Linked DNA regions of Homo sapiens: all the other regions are linked to region 3. The links are chromatin contacts, found by Hi-C or POLR2A ChIA-PET in ENCODE. All regions are on one chromosome and are shown on one strand. Each heading gives the region's core, a stretch centred on a gene start or an enhancer-like site at or near the end of the contact. The rest is flanking DNA. Distances are from core to core; before and after follow the strand shown.

The links. Hi-C counts contacts between places; a loop is a spot of excess contacts on that map. ChIA-PET counts read pairs that join two places held with the same protein, here RNA polymerase II (POLR2A). Pooled maps may share reads with other maps.
Region 1: a pooled map shows a loop between it and region 3 (6-fold over the local background). The contact joins the promoter of BICRAL here to the promoter of NFKBIE in region 3. A Hi-C loop is called at or near these places in 6 of 50 pooled maps. POLR2A ChIA-PET finds 5 or more read pairs at or near these places in 2 of 52 experiments (activated B cell and activated CD4-positive, alpha-beta T cell).
Region 2: a loop to region 3 is called in a map of CD4-positive, alpha-beta T cell, with 11 times the contacts of the local background. The contact joins the promoter of SUPT3H here to the promoter of NFKBIE in region 3. A Hi-C loop is called at or near these places in 1 of 168 maps with a recorded cell type or tissue (CD4-positive, alpha-beta T cell), 1 of 37 single-sample maps with no recorded cell type and 10 of 50 pooled maps.
Region 4: a loop to region 3 is called in a map with no recorded cell type, with 6 times the contacts of the local background. The contact joins the enhancer-like site here to the promoter of NFKBIE in region 3. A Hi-C loop is called at or near these places in 4 of 37 single-sample maps with no recorded cell type and 4 of 50 pooled maps.

Annotation. Positions count from the first base shown.
Region 1 is chr6:42,780,441-42,783,541 of GRCh38, reverse strand. It overlaps BICRAL (BICRA like chromatin remodeling complex associated protein), which reads right to left and starts at 1,490. Exons shown (of 13, transcript NM_001393499.1): 1 at 1,441-1,490. It overlaps LOC401261 (a long non-coding RNA gene), which reads right to left and starts at 46. Exons shown (of 2, transcript NR_134654.1): 1 at 1-46. RefSeq lists enhancers at 1-135, 1-681 and a silencer at 216-555.
Region 2 is chr6:45,376,476-45,379,831 of GRCh38, reverse strand. It overlaps SUPT3H (SPT3 homolog, SAGA and STAGA complex component), which reads left to right and starts at 1,898. Exons shown (of 11, transcript NM_003599.4): 1 at 1,898-2,064. All of the region lies in intron 2 of RUNX2 (RUNX family transcription factor 2), which reads right to left. RefSeq lists silencers at 1,607-1,656, 1,977-2,256 and an enhancer at 1,423-1,966.
Region 3 is chr6:44,264,244-44,267,422 of GRCh38, reverse strand. NFKBIE (NFKB inhibitor epsilon) reads left to right here and starts at 1,872. Exons shown (of 6, transcript NM_004556.3): 1 at 1,872-2,441. The coding sequence starts at 2,077. RefSeq lists a silencer at 1,658-2,327 and enhancers at 2,246-2,745, 3,138-3,179.
Region 4 is chr6:45,676,183-45,679,451 of GRCh38, reverse strand. No RefSeq gene overlaps it. Among named protein-coding and RNA genes, the nearest start is that of RUNX2-AS1, 100 kb to the right of the region's middle. RefSeq lists enhancers at 1,501-1,620, 1,631-1,690. Within about 2 kb of position 1,796, at least 10 of the 41 ENCODE cell types and tissues checked have a DNase peak (open chromatin) inside an H3K27ac peak, as active enhancers do.

The sequences.
Region 1 (3,101 bases), core at 241-2,740, 1.5 Mb after region 3:
AGGGCGCCGCCCGCGCCGCGAGAAAGATGGCGCCCGCCGAGCAACTGCGCCACCAGCCCTGGCGACAGGCCAGGCCCAGCGCCATCTTAGCGCCTTCCAACCGCACCCCCCCACCCAATATCCCGCATTTGGGGCGACTCGGGGGGGCGCGAACAGCATAACGCCCGCGCGCACTCGGCCAAAAATGCGCCGTCCCAGCCGCACATCTCTTCTGGCCGGCGCGGCGAACAGCGCGGGCCTCGCAGGAGACGCCCGGCTGGGCCGCCGGTCCTCCGCGCGGCTGGGGGCTCGGCCGGACGCGGCCGCGGATCCTCGGCGGTGCTTCGAAAAGGCAGCGAGGCGGCTGGGAAGGGGCAGTCCCGCGGCAGGTGCGCGCCGCCGCCGCGGGCTCGGAGCGGGAGCGGGAACGGGGCCGGGGCGACTCGCCTGCCCCGAGCTCTCCCCGCCGCACCCCGGACCTGCTCTCCTCGCCGCGGCCGCCCGCAGATGCGGCGGGAATGGGGAAGCCAGGATGAAAAATAAACCCCGTCTCCGCCGCCTCCCTCCCCACCCTCTCCCCTCCCCCTCCCCAGACGCGGGGTCCATTTTGCCGAGAAGAAAGAAAATGTGATTCACACCCTAGAGCTTCCGAGAGAGAAAAGAAACGAGGGGGGGAAAACAGAGGGGAGGAGATTGGAAAAGCTTATTTTTCTTCCTCGCCCGCCGTCACTCCAGGCCCTCCCTGCCCCCTGCTCGCGGCCCCGCCGCGCCGTCTTCCCCTCGCCGAGCCCTGCTCCCTCCTTCCCGGCTCCCGGCGGCTCCGGGGGGCGGAAAACACACTCACACTCGCGCACACAACTAATTTTAAACCGGCTCAATCAATGAGTCATTAAAAGGCTTCCCTCCCCTCCCCTCCCCACCACCAACCGCCACGCCACCCCCTTCCCGGGCTCTCCCTCTCCCCGCTCCAGAAATTTGCATCCGCGGAAAAGAAAAAAAAGGAAAAAGAAAGGCGCCGGGCCCCCACCCCGCCGAGGCGCCCCCGGCCCGGCCTCGCCGCCCCCTGCCCGCCTGCGCCCCCGCCCGAGACACTGAACTTGGTCTTCCCGGGGCCCCGGCAGCGCTGGGAAAGGCATAAACACTCGATTCCCCTTTTCTCCGTGTCCATTAAACATCCACCCACCACCACCATCACCCACCCACAAACCCACCCCCCCCCAAAAAAAAAAAAAAAACACAGCCTTAGCCAATAGCTCTCTGGGCTGAAACCTAATATCCTGGTTTTGGCAACTCGGTGTTTAATTTGCTCCTTTCTTTTCAGTCTGGAGACAGATCTCCAGCCCCCCCTCCCTCGCTTTTCCCCTCCCCGAAGGAAAGAGGCAGAGGAAGGAGGTTGTGTGTTTTTTTTTTCTCCTTGAAATTTTTATCACAAAATTATAATACACTCAAAGGGAAACTCACCGTCATGAAAAAGCAGTGCCTTGTCAACGGGGTTTCTGCGCCATCGCAACAGGGGCGGCGGCGGCGGCGGCGGCGGGCGCGGGGCCGGGGGCCGGAGCGCGGGAGCTCCCGGCCGAGCGGCGCCGGCCACACGCGCTCCGCTCTCTCTCTCGCTCACCCCCGCGCCGGGCCGGGGCGCCGCTCCCCGCGCCCGCCCGGCCTTCATGCTCTGCGCCCGGGCAAACCGCTCGCCTGCTCGTCTACCTCCAAACTTCGGTTCTCGCCTGGCAAAAAATGTGGAGATTAGGATTTTTTTAATTTAAAAAATTTTTTTTTTTTTTTTTGGAAAATCAAGCTGCAAGGATGTTCATTCGTTTCCTTTGGGATTCTTTTCAACTTCAGAAATGTATTGGTTTATTCAAGAAACAGTTTTATTTGGCTTTAAAACAATTACTAAGATCCACGAGGTGCGTGCTAATTCTCTTGCAGGCTCTCTCTCCACACACACACACACACACACACACACCCACCCACCCACCCAGTTTAACTTGACACGGGAAGGGGGGAGATTAAAGACAAAAAAAAAAAACCCTACAAGATTTGTTTAGAACTCTAATTAGAGCAAGCCTCAGTGAATACGTTTTGCATATGCTTTTTAAAAACCAAAACGACTTTTAACTTAGTTATTAGGCAAATAACTGGTTCATCCTAACTTTCAAATGTACTAAGCTTTCCTTTGCAACACTCTTTGTCCATTCCAAAATTCTTGAAACCTTACCTGTGAAGCCCGTATGTGAACATTAAAAAGGAAAACAAAACTTCAGTGACTAAAAGGAAGGTGAGGCAGAGTAAATCACTCTCAAAACATTCATTTTCTACTGCCTTCTCTTTATGTAGATATCTTTTATCTCTATATTTGCGGAATTTTCATTACATAACCCCCTCATTCTTAAAAGAGAGCTAGTCAATCTTTTAACATTCTTTGGTCCAAGTATAACTACCACCTATTTTTAATCTCAAATCTCAAATTGTTGAAACTTCTCTGTAAACTATCTAGTATCCAAAGTATTTAGATTATGTGGCCCAGGCCGGGCGCGGTGGCTCACGCCTGTAATTCCAACACTTTGGGAGGCCGAGGCGAGTGGATCACCTGAGGTCAGCAGTTCGAGACCAGTCTGGACAACATGGTGAAACCCTGTCTCTACTAAAAATACAAAAATTAGCTGGGCGTGGTGGTGGGCTCCTGTAATCCCAGCTACTCGGGAGGCTGAGGCAGGAGAATCGCTTGAACCCGGGAGACAAAGGTTGCAGTGAGCGGAGATCGCGCATTGCACTCTAGCCTGGGCGACACAGCAAGACTCAAACAAAAACAAAACAAAACAACAACAACAACAACATTACGTGGCCTGGAGTGGGAGCAGGTGCCTTTGTAGTCTAGGTTAACTACAAATGCCCACAAAATATACTAGGGGTTTTGTTGTCTTTTATTTTAAATAAACATCAAGGATAGGTAAAAGGTGAATTGTACAGAATGTAATTCAGGTTTTAAAAAATACATATTAAGCCTAAGAAATGTTATAAATTATTTTAAAATTCATTTGTAATGCATATAGCAATAGGATCCTGCTGATAAACAGAATGCTCAGCTGCTCTGCCTATGGAGTAGCTATTCTCAAATGGCT
Region 2 (3,356 bases), core at 649-3,148, 1.1 Mb before region 3:
AGCAGCGGCGTGATCTCGGCTCCCTGCAACCTCCGCCTCCCAGGTTCAAGCGATTCTCCTGCCTCAGCCTCCCGAGTAGCTGGGACTACAGGCACGTGCCACCACGCCCGGATACTTTTTTGTATTTTTAGTAGAGACGGGGTTTCATCATGTTGGCCAGGATGGTTTCGATCTCCTGACCTTGTGATCTGCCCGTCTCGGCCTCCCAAAGTGCTGGGATTACAGGCGTGAGCCACCGCGCCTGGCCTGTGTGTGATTTTATGCAGGCTGGACACCAGTATCCTAGAATAAGATGATCTGGATTCTATCCTGATAAACTGGATCAAACAGGTACTCATCTGATGCAGGTGAAACTCCAGTGCAGGAACTTCTATGATAACATTAACTGAACATAATTTTAATTGAAATGATCTACTTTTATGTTTCTTTAGATGTGAACATTAATTTTTCTCTTAATCTTCTGTTAACTAATTTCTTGGTAATGTACTCAAAAGAGCTTTCAACCAGTCTTCCCATGTAAGAAGTTATCACCATACTCACTCTGTTACTTTCCCTTATACTGCACACTTTGCTCAGCAATGAATTGATCCCTGATTTACACATCAAGCTGAGCTCTCACATCCTAAATATATCTATTCTTTTGGAATTTTAGGTATTTGGCAAATATTGAAGCGTTGGGGAGATTAAAGAGAATCAAACACAACACTAGCAGACTCAACTACAATCCACAGAGGAAATAACCAAATAAGTTGCTATTTTAAACAATTTAAGCAAATAGAAGGAAGGGATTTCAGAACTCACAGTATCTATAGGCAAGAAAATAACTGAAGCAGTGATGCTTAAAAAGACTTGGTGAGGGTTAATACTTGAATCCCTATAAAATACAGTATTTTATAGTATTTGACAACACAGGTGTGAAGGTGAGCATGGATAACCAGTTTTCTTCTCTAAGCAGGCAATAAGAATGTTAAATATAAATAAGACTTCATATAATATAAAGAGTGAAAGACTGAAAGCATTGTCTTACGACTACTGTATTATTTAAAGAACTACATCTATATCAATTAAATGTGGCAGGACAGAATGTACAGTACAATACTGGGGGTGCAAGATTTTAAAATGAGGAACAGGCCAAAATCTAAACACAGAATCGTCCAAAAAAAAAAAAAAGCCTTCAAGTAGAAAAAGTTTTCAATAACAAAACATGGTAGTTAAACGCCTGCGTCTAGTAACATGAGTTGGGGAAAAAACATTAATAGCAGATTAATGAAACAGATTCTGTGCGAGGTCAGGGTAGGGAGTGATGGCGCGCGGAAGCGGCGTAAGAGCTGGTTTCGCCGTCCCAGAAAGGGTTCCACATCCACACGCCTGTACTGCGGCCCTGCGGGGAGCGTTCAGACCCCTCCGTTTCCCTTCACCATTGTAAACGCGCAATCCCATTAAGATCCCGTTCACTCCAATTCCTGGAAAGAAGCTTAGAACGGTGAATCTCTTCCTCGGAGTTGAAAATCAACTTCCAGTGCCGGTCACCCAATCCTTCAAAAATCCTAGCCCTCTCGGGCCCAATTCCTAAAGAATTCAAGCCTGCACCCTGTACACCCTGACCGATCTCAGCTCGTCCCCACTCCGCTCCCAGCGTCCCCAGCTCTAAACGCCGCCGCGTGGCTCAGCGCTGCCCAAGCCGGGCCCTGAAGGCCGCGCACAACGCCCCGCCCCCGGCGAGCGTGGCGGAAGTAGCTCGCTCGGGCTGGGAGAGCGCGCGCCACCTGGCCAAGCGCGCATGCGCCCGCACTGCCAGTGCGGGGGGCGTCCGTATCGCTTACTCCTCAGTCTCCGCAACCCCCGCCCCACCGAGAGTCGGGCTCACGCCATCTTGTACCCCCCCCATCGCCCCGTCACACAGCCGAGTCACCTTTTCCCTTTCTACACTCCACACTCTCAGTCCCCCACCCCGCCCCTTTCCAAGCGTGTCCCGGGCCGCAGCAGCAGAAACCGCACCATCTCCACCCCCACATTCTCCTCGCGGGAAGCGCAGCAGTGCCTCCAAGGGTTCTTAAAGCAGAGGTTGTAGGGCTTGCGGGGGGCGGTGCGGGGATTCGGGCGGGGGAGACGTCAGAGAGCCGGGAGGGACGCAGAGCGGAGATCCCAGCGTCGCTGGGCCCCCGCGCCGGCCACGCCCTGGCCCCGGCTCGAGGGCGGCTGCCTGGGTCTTCGTGGTCTACGCCGGAGTGTTGAAGGGAGGGCGGCTGTGGGAGGCGCTGGCCGGGCGCAGCGCCCTGGTTCCGCTGCCGAGCGTGGAGTTGCCTCTCGACTCCTCCCTTTTGGCGGGTGGGCGTGGGGTGAGGGGGGCTGGGCTGTGCTGAGAAGCGGGGTGCGCGGGTCGTCTAGGTAGTGTGGGGGCTGCCGGAGGAATCATTAAAGAGGGAAATTGTTGCTTTATGGCACGGCGAGAGAAGAGTTAGGTAGTTAGTGGGAGTGTAGCATCCAGAAAGAGGAAAAGATCCGCTGTGTTCTCTGTGGGGTGAGCTCACGTCTGTGACCCCTGGGGAAATTATTTAGCTTGTCTTTGCCTTGTTTTGGTCTGTAAAATGGCGATCTTATAGCCTATTTCAGAATTGTGAGGATTATATGAGAAAATACACGTTAAACGCTTAGAACAGCGCCAGGTGCTGCTCAGTACATATTAGCTCTGCTTTTGCTCTCCACGTTTTAGGAGTTCAGAATGACTGTGACCTTATTTTCTCAGAGAATCAGGACACTTGGTCTCACACGTGAGAGTGAAGTTATGAAGACAGTGATATGTAATATTTGACACTCAGACGATCCTGGACGTAGTATTACTGTACACGTGGATAAATTAGCATTTCTCCAAGAGGCTAATAGAAATGTTAAGTTATTTCGGTAGAAAGAAATGTGTGTGTATATATATGTATATACATATGTGTGTATATAAGTATATGTATGTGTATATATGTATGTATGTATTTGGAAGGAGAGGACCTGGGGTCTTAGTATATGTGAAGGGCAGACTCTGGAAGAGGAATTAAATTCGCCCTGCAAAGATTTACTTGAAGGACAAAACTTGGGGAATTTCTGGTGAATGTTTCAAAGAGGCTGAATTTGCCTATGAGAAACAGTTCGTGAGAGTACTTTGCAAGAATGGAATGCTCTTCATTGTGCTATGGAAAGTTTCTTATCTCAGGATATTCGGGACGTTGGAGCGAAGTATGCCTAAGTCTAGGGCTGCACTTTTCACTAGCAGTTTCTGCCTTGATGGAGATGTTCCATAATCTGTGCCTTTAGGCACTAGTGGTAGCCTAGGCACAGTGGCTCTTCAGCACTTGAAATGTGATAAG
Region 3 (3,179 bases), core at 623-3,122:
CTCAAGGGAAGGAGATGCTTCAATTTCCCAGGCCTTTCCCCTCGTGGCTCCTCACTGGGCTTCATGCTCATTACGTCTTTCCCACTCTGGTCCTACATGGGGTTGAAGAACAGTGGGCCATCTTCTCCCCTCAGCCCTCCCCCAACTCTTCTGCCTCCAATCGCCCCCCACAGACTAGGTCCTTCTCCTCTCCCTATCTCTCTTCCCTTCCCATTCTCAGTTCAAATGGAAGCTTCCTTGCCTCTCACCCCACTGAGTAGCTGGCCCCACTGTGTGCCCCCACAACACCCTGTTCTCACTTCTGTCTTATCCCAACCACTCTGAGCTGTAATTGCCAAGGAGCTTTTTTAGGACCATGGGATTTTTTTGTTGGTCATGGGGGGTGGTTATTGGTTATTACTGTGATAGTCAGTTTTGCTTCCAGTAGAAAGAACAACGTCAGACATTACAGGAGACCTTCCATACATGTTTGTCAAGTAGGTGAATGATGGATGAATAAAATGAGGTTGCAGGGGAAGGGCTGTGGGAAAGCTGGCCTCCCCCCTGCAAAACGTTGCTGTCTACACTCATCCACCTTCCTTTCTCCAATGCTGGAGATGGAAAAGCTACATGTTCCCTTGCGGATAACCCTCTAAGGGCATTGCTGGCGTTAGGCTGATAGCACTTGGAATAGTGGGGAGGAATGAGGGAATAAATCATGGAGCATGGGCTTAGGGCTCACTTGTAGTAGGGTGCTCCCACGGCCTTCCTAGGCCCAGGGACAGTGAAAGAGGAAAGATGTTTTGGGACTAAGATTGGGGCTGTGTTGGGGACCTGAGCAGAGTGCAACCCAGCATGTCTGGGGCCTCCCCAACCTGACCCCACTTCCTTGACTGCTGGGGTTGACCAGAAACTGTAACTACCCAAGGCCAGGGTTTCACCCTTTGAGGAAGAAGAAACTCCACAACCACTTTACTTTTTAGACAACAGTTTCCCTGAGAAGACGCTCTTTCCAAAAAAACATTTTCATGCCCAATTCCATGTGATGTGGGACGTTGACACAGGAGACTGTCTTCCAGGACCCAGGAGAACTGCTCCTTTAAAGATAATGGGAGTCCCCTTTCCCTACCCGTACCCCTGGGCACTGATAGGGAAAGATGAGAAAGCAAGAGAAATTGAGATAAATGGGCAGGGGATAGGAAGCAGTGCTTCCCCATCCCATCGCCTACATGCCCTCCCCCAAAGATGCCAGCTTGTACGGACAATTAATAGATATTTCTTTTAAAACAAATGAATGATCCGGGACCGGTGGCTCACAGCCTGTAATCCCAGCACTTTGGTAGTCCGAGGCAGGCAGATCGCTTGAACCCAGGAGTTCGAGACCAGCCTGGGCAACGTAGCGAGACCCCCGTCTCTACTTGTAGTCCCAGCTACTCGAAAGGCTGAGGCAGGAGAATCGCTTGAACCCAGGAGGCGGAGGTTGCAGTGAGCAGAGATCAACCACTGCACTCCAGCCTGGGCAACAGAGCAAGACTTCGTCTCAAAAAAATAAAAAATAAAAATAAAACAAATGAATTAAGAAATAGAAGTGAAAGAAGGAAACAGTACATGCGTGGAACTAATGAATGGAGTGAAGGAGGAAGGGGGAAAGAGTGAATGAATGAATGAATGAATGAGTGAATGAATCAACGAAGGAGTGAGTCAAGGCCCGGGAACCACAGACTCCAAGCCTACGCAGAGCCCGGGAAGGGGGATTCCGGAGGGGCGGGGCCTCTTTCCGGAAGCGCCCGCCGGGGGCGGGGAGGGGGCGGGGCCATCCGCGTGAGGCGACCCTGTTGGTCCGGAGGGGCGGGGCGAGGAGGAGGACCCGCTTGGGCGGTTCGGCTGCCCACAGTAACCGCTGGGTGGACCTGGCCAGCGCTCCGAACCTTGTCCTCGCTGCGCGCCGGCCCCTCGGAGCCCCACAGCCCGGGAAGGAGGCCGCCGCGGGCCGGGCGCCCGCTCTGCCAAGCGGACCCGCAACCCGGAAAGGCGGCGCGGCGGAGCCTGGAGCCGGATCCTGCTCAGACCGGGCCCCGGCCGGCCAGAGCCGCGGGCATGTCGGAGGCGCGGAAGGGGCCGGACGAGGCGGAGGAGAGCCAGTACGACTCTGGCATTGAGTCTCTGCGCTCTCTGCGCTCCCTACCCGAGTCCACCTCGGCTCCAGCCTCCGGGCCCTCGGACGGCAGCCCCCAGCCCTGCACCCATCCTCCGGGACCCGTCAAGGAACCACAGGAGAAGGAAGACGCGGATGGGGAGCGGGCTGATTCCACCTATGGCTCCTCCTCGCTCACCTACACCCTGTCCTTGCTGGGGGGCCCCGAGGCTGAGGACCCGGCCCCACGCCTGCCACTCCCCCACGTGGGGGCGCTGAGCCCTCAGCAGCTGGAAGCACTCACTTACATCTCCGAGGACGGAGACACGTGAGTATGGGGGCTAGGCTGAATCGGGATGCTAACTCTGGGCCTGCCCAAGAGCCGCAACAGGTCGGGCACCCCCACTCCCCCGTGAAGATCCTTCAAGTCCCCATTCGCTCTTCCAAACTCCAGACTTAACTCTCAGCCCACTTTTGAGGTCCAGCTAGGCCATGGAATCATCTCTGTCCTCCCATTTCGGGGTGGGCAGAGCTGGCAGGACCCTTAACCCAGCCAGCATCTTGGAAATCTACCAATAATCCACCCTTAGGAAGAGAAAATTCCCCTGACCAAGTCCAGTTTTTTTGTTTCTTCTTGCTGGGGAAGGGGACATCCTTATTTGCTCAATATCTGGGATTCCCAGTTCCTGACCTCAGAATGCTCTGTCTCAAGGAACAACAGGTGCCAGTTACAGGTTGCCAGTCGGGGCCAGGAAGCTAGGCATGGGGGGTGCCACCAGGGTGTAGGTTTGGGACTGGTCCTCAGGAGGATGGGGTGAGCCAGGCTGGGGCACTCTTGCCCCAGCAGACAGACAGGCGGCTGGCTGCCCCAGCTTACTTCCTCCTCTGCTAAGAAAGGGGAAGTGAGGGCTAGAGTCAGCGTCCCTGACATCCTCTACCTCCAGAGCCCCCAGTCCCACTAACTGTCGTGTCTCACTCCCTCACTTAACCCTTCCTCCTCCAGACCCAGATGGAGTTTGGTGGGAGTGGGCCAGAGGGCAGTTGAAGTAAAAGGCAGTTGTGTGGG
Region 4 (3,269 bases), core at 547-3,046, 1.4 Mb before region 3:
AAATGAGCAGGTGGAACTGGGTGAGCCTGCGGTTCCTTCCAGTCTTTATAGTCTGTGTTTGGGGAAAACCAGGAGGCCACCAGCACAGAATATTTGCGTGGGGCCATGTGTGTGTCCTCCCCAAAGGGGAGAAGATAGCAGGGAAGCTCAGCGTCGGGGTGACCAGGAAATAGTGAGAGCTCCCAGCCCAGGAGAGCAGGCCCCTAACAACGAGCCCTTATGAGGGGCAGGTACATGTACACAGTGTGTCCCTGAAATGAGCTGTCAAAAGGAGGGGAAAGAGTACCCTGAGGGTGTGTTTTGGAGAGGAGAGTGGTAGAGAAGGGGGATTCAGAAAACAAACTTTGCTTTGGAACTCCAGAGGAATAAGGACAGGGAATGCCCTCCAAGTACACGTGGACAACATTCACAGCAGATACCCTCAGCTCCCAGATCCAAAGAGGGTAACCATGTCCAACAGGGATGACCAGGTGGCATTTCTAAACCTCATGTGCAGTTCTAAGAGGAGACTCCATTTTTTTTTTTTTTTTTTTTTTTTTTTGAGACGAAGTCTCACTCTATCGCCCAGGCTGGAGTGCAGTGGCATGATCTCGGCTCACTGAAACCTCTGCTGCCTGGGTTCAAGCAATTCTCCTGCTTCAACCTCCCGAGTAGCTGGGATTACAGGTGTCTGCCACCATGCCAGGCTAATTTTTGTATTTTTAGTAGAGATGGGGTTTCACCATCTTGACCAGGCTGGTCTTGAACACCTGACCTCATGATCCACCCGCCTCAGCCTCCCAAAGTGCTAGGATTACAGGTGAGAATCCATTATTATATTTAATATTTCAATGCAGGGACTCAGAGCCCTTAAACTGCTTGGACCTAAAAAACCATTCATGGACCACACATGACCTGATCACTCTTGTTCCCTTCCTGTATCTGTGACACAGACAACAAATGCCATCACTTCTCGGCCACAGGTGGAGACCCTGGCCAAGGATACATGACCAAGGATACACGACAGAGCTACAGATCAGTCCTGAACAGAAATGCAACAGAACAGCCTCTTGTTTCCTCAGCCACACTTCTAGACCGAATTTCCTGCCCTGAAATGCTGTCCACAGCCAGGCCAAGGAGCGGAAAAGAGAAGCCTTTTAAAATTAGCATACTAGCATATGGGGCGGTGGGAGGAGGGGGATGAAAAGAAGGATCTTGGAAGAGCTCCAGCTATTTTATTCCTGTTTTTTCATTCCAGTTTGGAGATCTGGGACACATTGATTCACAACTTTATAGTTCTTATTCAGCATTGATTTATGGGCTGACCAATCTGGGCCTAATCAGTCAGAGAAGGATTGGGGTTTTTTTGTCCAATAATGTTATATTTATGAGTCCATGAAGTGCACCGTGGCTGCAGCCCTGCCTGGAGTCAATAGAACAGAACTTCTAAGATCTCAGAGAAGGGGGTTCCCAGACCATTTTCTGCCCCCATATCATGCTTAAAGCTCCACTGTACATTAGAGGCCCCTGGTGTCATCTCACATTTAAACTCCAAACGGCTTGCCTGTAAATCTTCAACAACTGTGAACAGCTATGACAGTCTCGAATGTCCGTGGTTCTGTGCATCTGTCACTCTTATTTTCTTCTTTCCTTCTCTGACTGTGGAAGTAACTAACCCGCAGCTGGATGCTCACTGGATATTTCACAGCTGCGGAGACCAGGGCAGCGTTTGTTCACTCAGAGAAGCCCAGCCAGGGCTGTGCGGAGTTCAGCGGGTTATCATGTGCTTCCGGCTTGATCTGTGGTTATTCTGGTTCAGTGACTATAAAGAAATGAGCAGCCTGGCTAGACAGGAACTAGTTGAGAAGCCTGTCGTGGAGGGGAGGAAACAGAAATACTCAGATTGCAAGCATCTTTATGTTTTTCTTTGACGGGAAAGACATTTTCCCTGTCACACTCTTGGCAGCTGTCTGTTCTCAGCCTTCAACTCTGGTTAGCCCCAGCCGAGTCATTTATTTGCAGGACACCTCAGGCAACAGTGTCCCTGCCTCCCTGCCCTACCGTGGGTACCAGCAGTAAATGTCCATCACCAGCCTCGGCTCCCTAATTCACCTGACAAAGGATTCCACTGCTTGATTTATCCTGAGGAGAGAAAAATTCAGCAACAGCAAGAAACTTAGAAAAGCCATAGGCATCTGACAGACGAAGGAAGAAAGCTGCCAATTCTGCATTTCAGAGTCTGAGCCTATGAAGCCAACCAGATCTACCTATAAAGAGGGAGTCTTGAATGTCCTAGGAAGACTGCCAACCATTACTGGGTGAACAATCAGACAGGTCATCAAGTCAGGGATTGGCAAACTTTTTCTGGAAAGGGTCACATGGTTAAGTATTTCCAGCTTTGAGGTTACATACAGTCACTGTCACATCTTATTTTTTCACTACGACTTAAAAATGTAGGCTGGGCACGGTGGCTCACGCCTGTAATCCCAGCACTTTGGGAGGCTGAGGCAGGCAGATTACGAGGTCAGGAGATCGAGACCATTCTGGCTAACACAGTGAAACCCCATCTCCACTAAAAATACAAAAAAAAAAAAATTAGCTGGGCGTGGTGGCGGGTGCCTGTAATCCCAGCTACTTGGGAGGCTGAGGCAGGAGAATGGCGTGAACCTGGGAGGTGGAGCTTGCAGTGAGCCAAGATTGCGCCACTGTACTCCAGCCTGGACGACAGAGCGAGACTCCATCTCAAAAAAAAAAAGTAAAAGTCATTCTCAGTTCACAAGCTGTACAAGAGTAAGTCACTGGTCGTGGTTTGCTCACCACCCCTCACCCCAACCCGTGGTTTAGACAAACTAAAATTGTTTTTTATTTTAAATTTTGTATCCACTCCCACTGTGCATACATGCATGTGCATGAGCGTGTGGCCTGACAGCTCCAGGCAGTCCCAACGCGCCACACCTCACCTTCCTAGGGTAGAAGTAACACTGGGTAACTCACTCCAGAGAGCCAAGACGCGCTATAGCAGAAAGAACACAGGCTTCAGGAGACATGAGGATTCCTCCCAGCTCAGTGCTGCATCTGTTCTGTGCCCTGAGCCCGTCTCTTGCCCTTTGTGACCTTCCGAGATCCATTTGCAGGGTGAAGGGGGTCAGGCCAGATGATGTCCAAGCTCCCTCCCAAAAGCGATATTTCCTGTAGGCATCCCAAACCCATTTAGGACCAAATGAGGATGTCAGAGAAAGGAATGGATACAAATGTCTTCTATTTGTTCACTCTAGCTCAAAGCACAGCCA